2 separate regions of the Homo sapiens genome follow, and region 1 is linked to region 2. A link is a contact called in ENCODE Hi-C or POLR2A ChIA-PET data. All regions are on one chromosome and are shown on one strand. The core of a region is the stretch at or near the end of the contact, and the rest is flanking DNA. Distances in the headings are between cores, read along the strand shown.

The links. A loop is a pair of places that touch in the nucleus more often than their neighbours do. ChIA-PET counts read pairs that join two places held with the same protein, here RNA polymerase II (POLR2A). Pooled maps may share reads with other maps.
Region 1: a loop to region 2 is called in a map of endothelial cell of umbilical vein, with 5 times the contacts of the local background. The contact joins two enhancer-like sites. A Hi-C loop is called at or near these places in 4 of 168 maps with a recorded cell type or tissue (PC-3, endothelial cell of hepatic sinusoid, endothelial cell of umbilical vein and 1 more) and 3 of 50 pooled maps. POLR2A ChIA-PET finds 5 or more read pairs at or near these places in 14 of 52 experiments (AG04450, BJ, CD4-positive, alpha-beta T cell and 11 more).

The regions. Positions count from the first base shown.
Region 1 is chr17:64,739,237-64,745,090 of GRCh38, reverse strand. No RefSeq gene overlaps it. Among named protein-coding and RNA genes, the nearest start is that of MIR6080, 39 kb to the left of the region's middle. Within about 2 kb of position 2,915, at least 20 of the 41 ENCODE cell types and tissues checked have a DNase peak (open chromatin) inside an H3K27ac peak, as active enhancers do; they include endothelial cell of umbilical vein, where a contact is called at or near this core.
Region 2 is chr17:64,705,490-64,712,257 of GRCh38, reverse strand. No RefSeq gene overlaps it. Among named protein-coding and RNA genes, the nearest start is that of SMURF2, 47 kb to the right of the region's middle. RefSeq lists an enhancer at 4,675-5,874. Within about 2 kb of position 4,982, at least 28 of the 41 ENCODE cell types and tissues checked have a DNase peak (open chromatin) inside an H3K27ac peak, as active enhancers do; they include endothelial cell of umbilical vein, where a contact is called at or near this core.

The DNA.
Region 1 (5,854 bases), core at 1,666-4,165, 35 kb before region 2:
CAGTGAGAGGTCCAGCTGTCTTCTTGTGCCCACTGGTTCCCTTTCTCTTAATTCTATTGGACAGACTAATTGGAGCACCTCCTCACCTAACTTCTCATTGGCCATGAGAACAGGACTGAACCACCCAAGTCCAACTTGGTGATGGAAGCTTGTCAGTATCAATACCTGATAGGGCCCTAATACTAGTGTTAATGAAGTTTCTTGAATGAGCAAACACTTGACTGTTGAGACAGCCACCACAAAGCCATATTTTCTACTATGAAGAAACTCATGTTTAGAACTTGAACAAGTTTAGGCAGAAATATTGGAAGCTTATCCATAAAAACAAGGGAATATGAGGAAAGATTGGATGAATAAGAAAACTTTAAATCAATTCAAAATTAAAATTAATGGTCAAGGTATGATACCCAGAAGGCATCTCCTGATTGTGGCTGCAAAAAATACATATTTTAAAAGCAAAACTATTGAAATATAGGAGAAATGTAGAAAACTGTGTATAAATGAGGTGGTCTTTTTCTTTCTTTTTTTTTTTTTTTTTGAGACAGAGTTCCACTCTTGTTGCCCAGGCTGGGGTGTAATGGCATGATCTTGGCTCATTGCAACCTCCGCCTCCCAGGTTCAGGAGATTCTCCTGCCTCAGCCTCCCAAGTAGCCAGGATTTCAGGCATGCGCCACCACACCAGGCTAATTTTGTATTTTTAGTAGAGACCGGGTTTCTCTATGTTGGTCAGGCTGGTCTCAAACTCCTGACCTCAAGTGATCCACCCACCTGGGCCTCCCAAAGTGCTGGGATTACAGGCATGAGCCACCACGCCCAGCCAAGATGGTCTTTTTCAACCCTTTGGCTTAGACTAAAGTTGTAAGTGACCAATGACTGTCACCCTACTCTGTTCTTGCCCATTCTTTCAACCAACGTCTCAACCACTCAGCAAAGATTAACTTAGGGAACACAAAGCTAATTCATTTTCCTTCCTTTCTTTCTTTTTCTTTCTTTCTTTCTTTCTTTCTTTCTTTCTTTCTTTCTTTCTTCCTTCCTTCCTTCCTTCCTTTCCTTCTTTCTCTCTCTCTTTCTTTTTTCTCTCCCTCTCTCTCTCTCCTCCCTCCCTCCCTCCCTTCCTCTCTCCTTCCTTCCTTCGCTTCCTTCTTTCTCTCTCTCACTCTCTTTTTTCTCTCCCTCTCTCTCTCTCCTCCCTCCCTCCCTCCCTTCCTCTCTCCTTCCTTCCTTCCTTTCTCTTTTTTTCTTCCTTTTCTCTTTCTTTTCTTTCTGGTAATTCTTTAAAATGTATTTTTGGTAGTTACAGAAATAATACTTATTTTAGAAAATTTGAAAAACAGAATACCACAAAGATTAAAATAATAACCTAAAACAATTAAAATAATAACCTAAAATTCTACCATTGGATTTTATATTTTGGCCTGAATAAGAATTCTTAACCTGTGTAACCTGAGATCCAAGATAGGTTATGGGGCTCCTGAACCTCTGAAACTGTATGCACAGTTTACTGTTAAATACATGTGGGTGCTTTTCAAAGAAAGGGGATCACAGCCTGGGGAAAATTAGGCCCTCAAAGGCAGAGCTACCTTCAAAATATTATGAGTTTCAGGTGTAGTTCCTTTCCATTTCTTTTCTTTTTCTTGTTTTGTTTTTCTTTTTTTGTTTCTTTTGAGACAAAGTCTCACTCTGTCGCCCAGGCTGGAGTGCAGTGGCGAAATCTTGGCTCACTGCAACCTCCGTCTCCCAGGTTCAAGCAATTCTCCCACCTCAGCCTCCCGAGTAGCTAGGATTACAGGTACCCGCCACCATGCCCAGCTAATTTTTGTATTTTTAGTAAAGATGGAGTTTCACCATATTGGCCAGGCTGGTCTTGAACTCCTGACCTCAGGTGATCCACCTACCTCGGCCTCCCAAAGTGCTGGGATTACAGATGTGAGCCACCACGCCCAGCCTATTTTCTACACATTTGTAAATATGCTTTTTGCTTTTTTCTTTTCTTTTCTTTTTTTTTTTTTGACGGAGTCTTGCTCTTGTTGCCCAGGCTGGAGGGCAATGGCGCAATCTTGGCTCATTGGAAACTCCACCTCCCAGGTTCAAGTTATTCTCCTGCCTCAGCCTCCTGAGTAGCTGGGATTACAGGCATGCACCACCGGGTCGAGCTAATTTTTGTATTTTTAGAGATGGGGTTTCACAATGTTGGCCAGGCTGGTCTCGAACTCCTGACCTTGTGATCCACCCACTGCAGCCTCCCAAAGTGCTGGGATTACAGGCATGAGCCACCGCGCCCGGCTGCTGTTTTTTTTTTAATGTCACTCCCTGAGCCTAATAGGTAGTTTAAGACCTCAGATCAGTGACTGTAACTGCCATTGACTAAAGAACTCCAGTTGGACAGGCGTTTTTGCCACTGTCCCTAAAAGATGGCATTTGGTTGACATTCATTCCAAAAGCATGATGAAACACACTAAAAATCTGTGGTGCCTTTGTCCTCGGAAAGAGAAGATGGCAAGGGTTTATATTTCTCGTTTGGCCAGGAGTTCAGTTTCCCTGCAAGCCCCAGAGGGTGGGTGGTAACAATGGGACATGTTTGGCTCCTCATCCTCCTGCTGACAGCCAGGTCTCAGAGAGGCAAGTCCCACACTTCCCAAACTCTGGATCCGAGCTCTGCCGCCGCCGGAGGAAAGGCTTCTAACTGGTTAGGAAGCACAGAACTTGCCTGGCCTTCACCAGCATTATCAGATCTGTCATTCTCTTTAGGAACTGGCTCTGCTCTAGGCCTTGTTCTTTGCTCCAGAGGTAACAATTGCCATTTTTCTTTGGTATTTCTGCTGTAGTGATCATACTTGCCCTTCTCATAGGAAACCATGGGAATCAGCCCAAGTCACAGCTGGCTTCCAGATGGCTCTTGATCCTGTGACACCACCAACATTCCAATGCTGATTTGCTTGGGAGGTTCAAACTTGGCTTGCCGGGGCACCATGCTTCTGGAACCCCACCCTGGGAGATTTATAGGCAGGCCTTGGAGAGAACAAATCTCTAGAGGTGGGATGGAGCCAAGCAGTTTCCTTTTGTTACATGTTCTAGAATTCTGCCTAAAACAGAAGAGGCTGACCTCATTCTTGCCCCACCCGAAGATTGAGCGGGAATAACTAACTAGCAAGCTATTACTGACATTGCTAAATTACCTAACAAAGAAAGTTCTTCATTCTTTCTGTCTCCGTCTCTCTTGATGTATACTAATATATGTGTATATATACTCTCTCTCTCTCTATATATATATATATACATATGCTAGAAGAGAATTCTTCATATATATGTGCATACACAAGAGGAATTCTCTTCCAGTGTGTGTTCTTGCTGTAGGATGCTAAGTTTGACATAAAAATGATCTAAGAAGATTGTATTCTCTAGGTCCCAGGCTGAGAGTATCCAACCTGTTCAGGTAGAAATGGCCAGTAGAGCTCAAATAGTTTCTTGTTGCAAAGAAATTCTTTGGTGTCCATTTCCTGGAGATTCTGTGGAGGATGCTAGCAGGTTTCTAACATACTTCAGCTGTTCAGGAAATACTTTAAATAATTTCCTGCTCTAGAGAATAGGAGGAGGGCCTGAAAGTTGGAATGCATTACCCTCTTTCTTTACGGTCTCAAATGTGGTTCAGAAGGACCCTTTGCTATTCACACACATGCTCTGAGGCACTCTTTTCTGCCTCTACCAGCCTTTTTATGTGGGAATGTTCTTTTTTTAAGTGTGGCGAGAATCCTAGTAACTTGGACTTCCCATAGCATGCTGGCCTGAGCTTCCTAAGAACTTTACAAACATGAGCTAATTAAGCTTGGAAAGCCCCATGCCAGTCCTCCCGGCTGTTATTGAAATGAGGCCAGCTCTGAGGTGGACCAGCCACAGTTTTTGCCCGGCACAGCAACAATTCAAACAGTGGAGAGGAAGGGAAGCTGGCTGCCTAACGCAATTGAAACTGCAAGGGAGAAGCAAGTTAGGCAACACGTAATTCATTGCCTCCTTGGTTTGCTTTAGTCTAACAGTGGGGCTCAGATTTTAACTCAGTATTTTAACTGGGTCAGTTAGGCCTTTGTCCAAGATTTCAGGCAATAGCCCCAAAAGTCTAAGATTTTGCTTTGTTTTGAGATGGAGTTTCACTTTTGATGCCCAAGCTGGGTGCAATGGTGCGATCTCAGCTCACTGCAACCTCCACCTCCCAGGTTCAAGTGATTCTCCTGCCTCAGCCTCCCAAGTTGCTGGGATTACAGGCGTGCGCCACCACACCCAGCTAATTTTGTATTTTTAGTAGAGTCAGGGTTTCACCATGTTGGTCTGGCTGGTCTCGAACTCCTGACCTCAAATGATCCACCCGCTTCAGCCTCCCAAAGTACTGGGATTACAGGTGTGAGCCATTGCGCCCAGCCTAAGATTTTGCTTTTACCTAAAGCAGTGGTTCTCAATCGAGGGAGATATTGCCCCCCAAGATGACATTTGACAAAAATCTGGAGACATTTTTTTTTTTTTTGAGATGGAGTTTCACTCTTGTTGCCCACGCTGGAGTGCAATGGCATGGTCTCAGCTCACTGCAACCTCCACCTCGTGGGTTCAAGCGATTCTCCTGCCTCAGCCTCCTGAGTAGCTGGGATTACAGGCACCTGCTACCACGTCTGGCTAATTTTTGTATTTTTAGTAGAGATGGGGTTTCTCCATGTTGGCCAGGCTGGTCTTGAACTCCTGGCCTCAGATGATCTGCCCACCTTAGCCTCCCAAAGTGCTGGGATTACAGGCGTGAGCCACCGCGCCTGGCCTGGAGACATTTTTGGTTGTCACTTCTCGGGGAGGAGGATGCTACTGTCATCTAGTGGATAGTGACCAGGGATGCGGCTAAACACCCCATAATGCACAGAACAGCCCCACAATAAATAATTTTCTGGTCTAAGATGTCAATAGCGTGGGGGTTAAAACCCCTGATTTCAAGCTTCAAAGTGACTCAGCGTTGGCTTGTCTCCTCTGTGTTAGCCCTAAATCTTAGCCTTGTGACCTTTCAGCCCACTCAAGTCTAGGATCTAAGCTCATGGCAGCACCCTGAGCCTCTTGTGGGTTCCTGAGCTCAGCCCTCCCATCGATGCCTCTGTGGGTGATGACATTGTCCTGAGCTTCTGGGTGACGAAGACATGCCTCTCACTGTGCCATAGGTTCCTGGGAAATTGGATGCCTCTGCGTCTTATGAGTGGGCTTTCTGGAAAAGAAACCACTTGTGTAGTTCCCAGTTGGGCCCCAGAGCTTTGAGGTCCTGTGTTCCTCGCAGTGAATACAGTGAGGCGTCCCGTTTCTCTGAAGAGCCCATTCAGAGAACAGCTATTTACTTCCTGCCTCCTCCGGGCCCAGCTGCCAGGGAGACCCCAGGCTTCAGCAAGAGGCAGCTACAGGGAAATTCAGCCAATGGAAAGATACCAGGGAATTTAATTTCAGCCTTTCCTTTTGTAAACTTAAAAGACATTCTCTCATGAGAAAGCCTGGGAAACCTTCACTTCAGCCAGGGAGACTCCTCAAGCAATCCCCCAGTCTCAGCCTCCCAAAGTGTTGGGATTACAGGTGTGAGTCACTGCACTCCGATCCAATTTACTTTTTGTTGTTGTTGAGAGACAAAGTCTCACTCTGTTGCCCAGGCTGGAGTGCAGTGTTGCAATCTCAGCTCATTGCAACCTCTGCCTCCCGGGTTCAAGTGATTCTCTTGTGCCTCAGCCTCCTGAGTAGCTGACAGGTGTGTGCCACCAGGCCTGGCTGATTTTTGTATTTTTAGTAGAGATGGGGTTTCACCATGTTGGCCAGTCTGGTCTTGAACTCCTGACCTCAGGTGATCCA
Region 2 (6,768 bases), core at 3,733-6,232:
GGGATTATAGGCATGAGCCATCATGCCCTGGCCCCTTGCAGCCTTTAGTGAAGAATGAGTGAAGGACTGGAAGGTCCGGGCAGTATGAGGGGATCTGCCCGAGGGAAAGTGTGTTAACAGCAGGACCCTTCTGCGAAGCCACCCGACTCCACTCCAGTACCTCGGAGCTGCCTTCAAATGTAACATGATTCCTCCAGCACTCACGGTTGCTAAGGGCCAGATAGACATTCTTTTCGTTTTTTAATTTAAATTTTTTTTTTTTTGAGACAGAGTCTCACTCTGTCACCTAGGCTGCAGTACAATGGCACCATCATGGCTCACTGTAGCCTCAACCTCCCAGGCTCAAGTGATCCTCCCACCTCAGCCTCCCAAATAGGTGAGATTACAGGTGTGCATCACCACACCCAGCTAATTTTTTAACTTTCTGTAGAGACGGAGGTCTCTCTTTGTTGCCCAGGCTGGTCTTGAACTCCTGGGCTCAAGTGATTCTCCTGCCTTGATCTCCCAAAGTACTGGGATCACAGGTATGAACCACTGCACCTGGCCTCATCCCTGCATTCTAATCCTCTTCTCACAGATGGGGAAACTGAGGCTCAATGAGGTTGAGTGACTGCTCCAAGAGCACACAGAGGTAGGATTGGAGCTCAGAGCTGGCTGACTCCAGATCCAAGATCTTTATGCTTCACCAGACTGCTCCCCACAAGACTATAGGGTGTCAGCAAAGTTGAGAAACACAGGACATACACGCTCACTCTCTCCGCTATTAATTACCTGGCTGAAGTAGTGTTTGTCAGTTTCTCCACTGTAAAGTTACTCTTTTCTTCCCGTTTTCCATACCATCCTCTTTGGTCATTCACCATGTACAACCCACGTTTAAGGAGTGGGAGTTATGAGGTGGAGTATCTACAGGAATTATCTGGAACACTACATGGGAGATTTGTCTTTTGTCTCTATTACTTATTTATTTACTTTTTTTTTAAGTGTATGCTACTGACATTTTCAAATAATATGCTCATTATGTTTTCAGGCAAAGTATCTTTTTTTTGTTTTTTGAGATGGAGTTTCACTGTCTCCCAGGTTGGAGTGCAGTGGTGCAATCTCGGCTCACCGCAACCTCTGCCTCCCAGGTTCAAGCGATTCTCCTGCCTCAGCCTCCCGAGTAGCTGGGATTACAGGCACCCATCACCATGCCTGGCTAATTGTTGTGTTTTTAGTAAAGATGGGGGTTTCACCATGTTGGTCAGGCTGGTCTTGAACTCCTGACCTCAGGTGATCTGCCCGCCTCAGCCTCAAAGTGCTGGGATTACAGGCATGAGCCATGGTGCTCAGTGGGCAAAGTACCTTTACATTGAGGTTTTTGTTTTGTTTTGTTTTAGTTTTGAGACAGAGTTTCACTCTTGTTGCCCAGGCTGGAGTGCAATGGCACAATCCTGGCTCACTGCAACCTCTGTCTCCTGGGTTCAAGCAATTCTCCTGTCTCAGCCTCCTGAGTAGCTGTGATTACAGGCATGAGCCACCACACCCAGCTAATTTTGTATTTTTAGTAGAGACGGGGTTTCACCATGTTGGCCAGGCTGGTCTTGAACTCCTGACCTCAGTTGATCCACCTGCCTTGGCCTCCCAAAGTGCTGAGATTACAGGTGTGAGCCACCTTGCCCAGCCTTGTATTTTTTTTTTAGATGGAGTTTTGCTCTGTCGCCCAGGCTAGAGTGCAATGGTGTGATCTCAGCTCGCTGTAACCTCCACCTCCCATGTTCAAGCTATTCTCCTGCCTCAGCCTCCCAAATAGCTGGGATTACAGGCACCTGCCACCATGCCCAGCTAATTTTTGTATTTTTAGTAGAGATGGAGTTTCACCATGTTGGCCAGATTGGTCTTGAACTCCTGACCTCAGGTGATCTGCCCACCTCAACCTCCCAAAGTACTGGGATTATAGGTGTCTGCCTGCAAAGTACCTTTACATTGAAATTAGTGGGTTCAATTGTTAAACTAAAAAAGTACCATACATGTGCCAAAGAGTGTCTAGAAAGCCTGGAAATACAGGGAAAGTAATGCATTTATTGTGTATTTTCCAGATTAACAATAAGACCCGTTGGTTGAAATGTAAAAAGAGGCATTTTACCTGAAGCAGTGTTGGAAGGCTGAATTGGAGCAAATGGAGTCGATTATTTGAAAATTGTTCCTGACATTTTGCTTAAACATGAGCCTATCCTGGTTGCCTGACTTTGCTGGCCCCGAGGGTCTCCCACAGCCCAGCAGTGGAGTCGGTGTCTTCTGCCTTCGCAGGCCTGCCCATTGGCCACAGCTCCCCTCAGACCTCCTGAGATCTCGTTTCCAGATTGGCTCCTCTGAGAATACTGACACTCAGGTGGGAGGGAAAGCCTAGGGTCTCCTTCCAGAGTGGTCCCCTCCCTAATACCACAGATGGGGAAGGGCCTGGGAAGCCCTGCATTTGAGGACAAATGGAGAAACTGGGGAGAGGTCAGGCTGGCTTCAGACATGTGAAGGCTTTGTAGAATGGGACGTGCCTGTTTCCTGGTGGGCGGTTCTCATCTGCCTCCTCTGCATCCACTCTCTGTCCTGGCGATTATCTCTGGGGTGGACATGGGACTCAAGCAGGCCCAGCTGGAGAATCTCCGTAGGTATGCCTTCTGGAAAATTCCAACCTGACCCTTGTTGGAACTGTGAAAAGGGGACCTCCAGCAGCTCTGTCAGGATTGGCCATGCCTCCAGTTCTGGGAGTGGGCTGACCAACTATCTTGGTTTTCTTGGGGTTGTCCTGGTTTTAAAACCTGAAGTCTCACAACTCAGGAGACCCCCTAGTCCCAGGCAAATGGGGATGGTTGGTGACTCTCCCAGGAAGAATGGTTGCTTTGCCTTCATCTCCAGCTTCTAGAAAGGAAGACATGAGCTTGGGGCAAGGTGAGAAGAAATTGCAGGGATTTGGGGAGCTCTAGACAGCCAAGGGGTGGTGCTTCCTCGGCTTTCTGGCTGTAACAGGAAGTGGGGCTCAGACTTGAGATGCGCCAGTTTCTGCTGAATATGAGAAAGGGCTGAAGTGTGAGCTCCTGGTCACAAGAATGTTCACCGCAGCCGCAGCCGGGAGGAAGAATGGATGCCTGGCTGGGGCCCAGGGGCCTCTATGGCCACGCCCACTTCCAGGCTATTTCCTACAAAAGCTCTACCTCTTTCACTGAGGAAGACCCCTTAGTTTCTTAGTTTACAGAAAGCACATAGAACCGTGTAGATGTATACATACCGACATGAAAAGATGCTCATGATCAACTGTTTAAACAAACAAAAAAGCAGCTTACAGAATGTCTTGCACCATAGGGGCTCTTTTCTGTAAATAAATTAGAAGCAGCATACTGGCATGACACCTCCTGCTATATTTAACCTCTTATCAAGGACAAGTTTAGAGATGCTTGCTTTGGCTTTCAGAGAAGAAGAAAAAAATACCACAGCTTTTATGAACATAATATTAATGCTCACAATAACATTCTAGGCTTTGAGCTGCTTCCTGCATTTCATCGTAAACATAAGGCCCAGAACCTGTCTAGAGATTGCTGTGGTTACTCAGTGTTGGGAGAGTTTTCTAGCTTTTTCTGCCCTTCTGGAAACTTGCATCGATGCCTCTGTCCATTTCCATGTTCGGCACTGTGTTTGTGGGTCTTTTCTTAAACAGCCAAGTTGTTTTTCTTCGCAAGCTTCCTGGTGTGGGTTTTATGACATTAGTGCCCTTTGGCCTACAGGCAGAGTCCAAATTTGAGAGCCCACCAAGGCAGAGCCCCTGGGGAGTGTCTGTAGGGACTGTTTTTCTCTCTTTGGGCTGCAAAATAAGACTTATGGCTGGGCCAGACCAGGTGCAGTGGCTCACGCCTGTAATCCCAGCACTTTGGGAGGCTGAGGTGGATGGATCACCTGAGGTCAGGAGTCTGAGACCAGCCTGGCCAACATAGTGAAACCCCATCTCTACTAAAAATACAAAAATCAGCCGGGCATGGTGGCAGTCACCTGTAATCCCAACTACTCGGAAGGCTGAGGCAGGAGAATCGCTTGAACCCAGGAGGTGAAGGGTGCCACTGCACTCCAGCCTGGGCGACAAAGCAAGACCCTGTCTCAAATTAAAAAAAAAAAAAAAAAAAAAAAAAAAAAAAAAACCCAGGCGTGGTGGCTCACACCTGTAACCCTAGCACTTTGGGAGGCTGAGGCAAGTGGATCACCTAAGGTCAGGAGTTTGAGACCAGCCTGGCCAACATGGTGGAACACTGACTCTACTAAAAATACAAAAATTAGCCAGGCATGGTGGTGGGCACCTGTAGTCTCAACTACTCGGGAGGCTGAGGCAGGAGACTTGCTTGAACCCAGGAGGTAGAGGTTGCAGTGAGCTGAGATTGCGTCGCTGCATTCCAGCCTGGGCGACAGAACAAGACTCCATATCAAAAAAAAAAAAAAAAAAAGCCTCTGTGGCCTTGGGGCTGGACCAGCTCAATGAAGTAGGGGGCTCCCTCTGCCAGGCTGCCTGAGCTTGAGGCCCCAGGGCTCAGTCAGGCCGATCTTGCCTCTTTACCCGCTACTGGGGAAGGTGCAGGAAGCGGATTTCCTAAGAAACACCTGGGCAATGGCCTTCTAGACTTGTCTACTTCTGACCTCAAGTCAAGGAAGAGAAGATTGGTTAAAATGACTTTCTACCATGCTATTTTCTTTGTCAGTTCCTGCAGAGCCTCCAACAAGGTGTGTGGGCATCCTCTGTCCTTCAGCATCAGTCACCCAAGCTGGGAACCCCAGAGGAGGAAGCACCTGTTTTTGCCCTAACTTAGGGAAGGGCTTTGGATTCTCCGCCATTCAGAATGAGTCACTGTGAGACTGCGGAGCGGATTTTACTCATCCCCCAGGAATGGACCCTTGGAAGGCTCCAGAATGACTAGCCTCAAGTGTTCTGTCTCAGGCACGGGGCATTTTCCCCCACTCCACGTCTGCAGTCACTTCCTCTCTGGACACATCCTGTTTCTGGGAGCAGGCGGCATGCCAAGCAGATTGCAGCCTCTGAGCAGACGGGCGGAGACATCCTTCCTCTTATTTCTAGTACCTAATCCCATCTTCCTTCCCAGTCAGAGATATCGATCAGCATCTCTGCTTTTCCCAGGTCCCTGCACGCCAGGGAGGGAGAGTAGAGAAGGAACATGTTTCTATTGGCAACTCCAACTTATTGGAAGTGCTTAGAAACCTCTGCTGATTTCTCACCAGCTTCTGAAGCACAGGTAATCAAGAGAAGATCTAGGGCAAGGAGCCATCTATTCATTCACTCAGTAAATATTTATTAAGTGCCTACTATGTGCCAAGCCCTGTTCTGGATGCCAGGCTACGGTTGTAAACAAAACATAGAAATCAATGTCCTCATAGCAATTACGTTCTGCTGGGAGGGACAGCTGATAAACAAGATAAAAGATATAAAAATTATAGCATGTGAGATAGTGATAAATGCTGAGCAAAGAAAAAAAGCTGGGAAAGCAATATGTAATGTCAGGCATTGGGGAAGTATGAAATGTCAAACCAGGGGGCTGGGAAAGTCCTTGCTGAGAAAGGAAATTTCGAGTAGAGACTTGACAGAGGCAAGGGAGTGAGCTGGCAGTTAGCTGGGGCAAGGGCATTCTAGGCAGTGGGAAGAGAAAGTGTAAAGTTCCTGAGATTAAGAGCTCACCTGGGCAGTTTGATGAACAGGGGAAAGGCCAGTTTGATGAACAGCATGGCTGGAATGGAGTGAGGACGGGAGCGTCACAGGAGTTAAAGTCAGTGTGGCTAAAAGGAGCAGTATCTTGCTACAATTTGTGGGTGGTAGTATGGACTTTGGTTTGCACCCAGCATGATACAGGAAGCCACTGGAGGGTTTTAATGGAGAAGTGACAGGCTCTGATTTATGTTTGAACAGGATCTTTTGGGAAGCGGCACCGATAGTATCCTGAACAGGGTGAGAGCAGGATGTGGGAGCAGCAAAACCACTTAGGAGGGCACTGCAGGCCAGGCGCTGTGGCTCACCCCTGTAATCCCAGCACTTTGGGAGGCTGAGGTGAGTGGATCACTTGAGGTCAGGAGTTCAAGACCAGGCTGGGCAACATGGTGAAACCCCGTCTCTACTAAAAATACAAAAATTAGCCGGGCATGGTGGTGTGCACCTGTAATCCCAGCTACTGGGGAGGCTGAGGCAGGAGAATTGCTTGAACCTGGACAGCGGAGGTTGCAGTGAGTTGAGATCACTTCAGTGCACTCCAGTCTGGGAGACTACATCTCAAAATAAATAAATAAAATAAGAGAAAAAAAGTAAAAGGGCACTGCAGTAGGCTAGGAGAGAGAGAATGGTGGTTTGGACAGGTAGTGGTAGGGAGTGGTAAGCTGTGATTCCAGAATATTCTGAAGATAGAGCTCACAGGATCTGCTGATAGACCAGATGTGGAGCATGAGAAAATAGAGAAAAAGATATACCCATGTTTCCAGCCTAAATAAATGGAAGAACAGAGTTGCTGTTAGTAAAGATGGAAAACCCATAGGAAGAATTGGCTCAGGGCAGAATATCAGAAGCTGTTGGCCATGGAAAGGTGGAGATGCCCATTGGACATCCATGTGCAGCTGTCAAGCAGACTTTGGAGATAACGGTCTGTAGTTCAGAGGAGAGGTTCTGGCTAGAGGTACAAATCTGGAGTCATGCTTTCAGTGCTGGGACTGGTCAGGTTGGATTTTGTTTCATATGGTGAATATTTAAAAAATGTAATC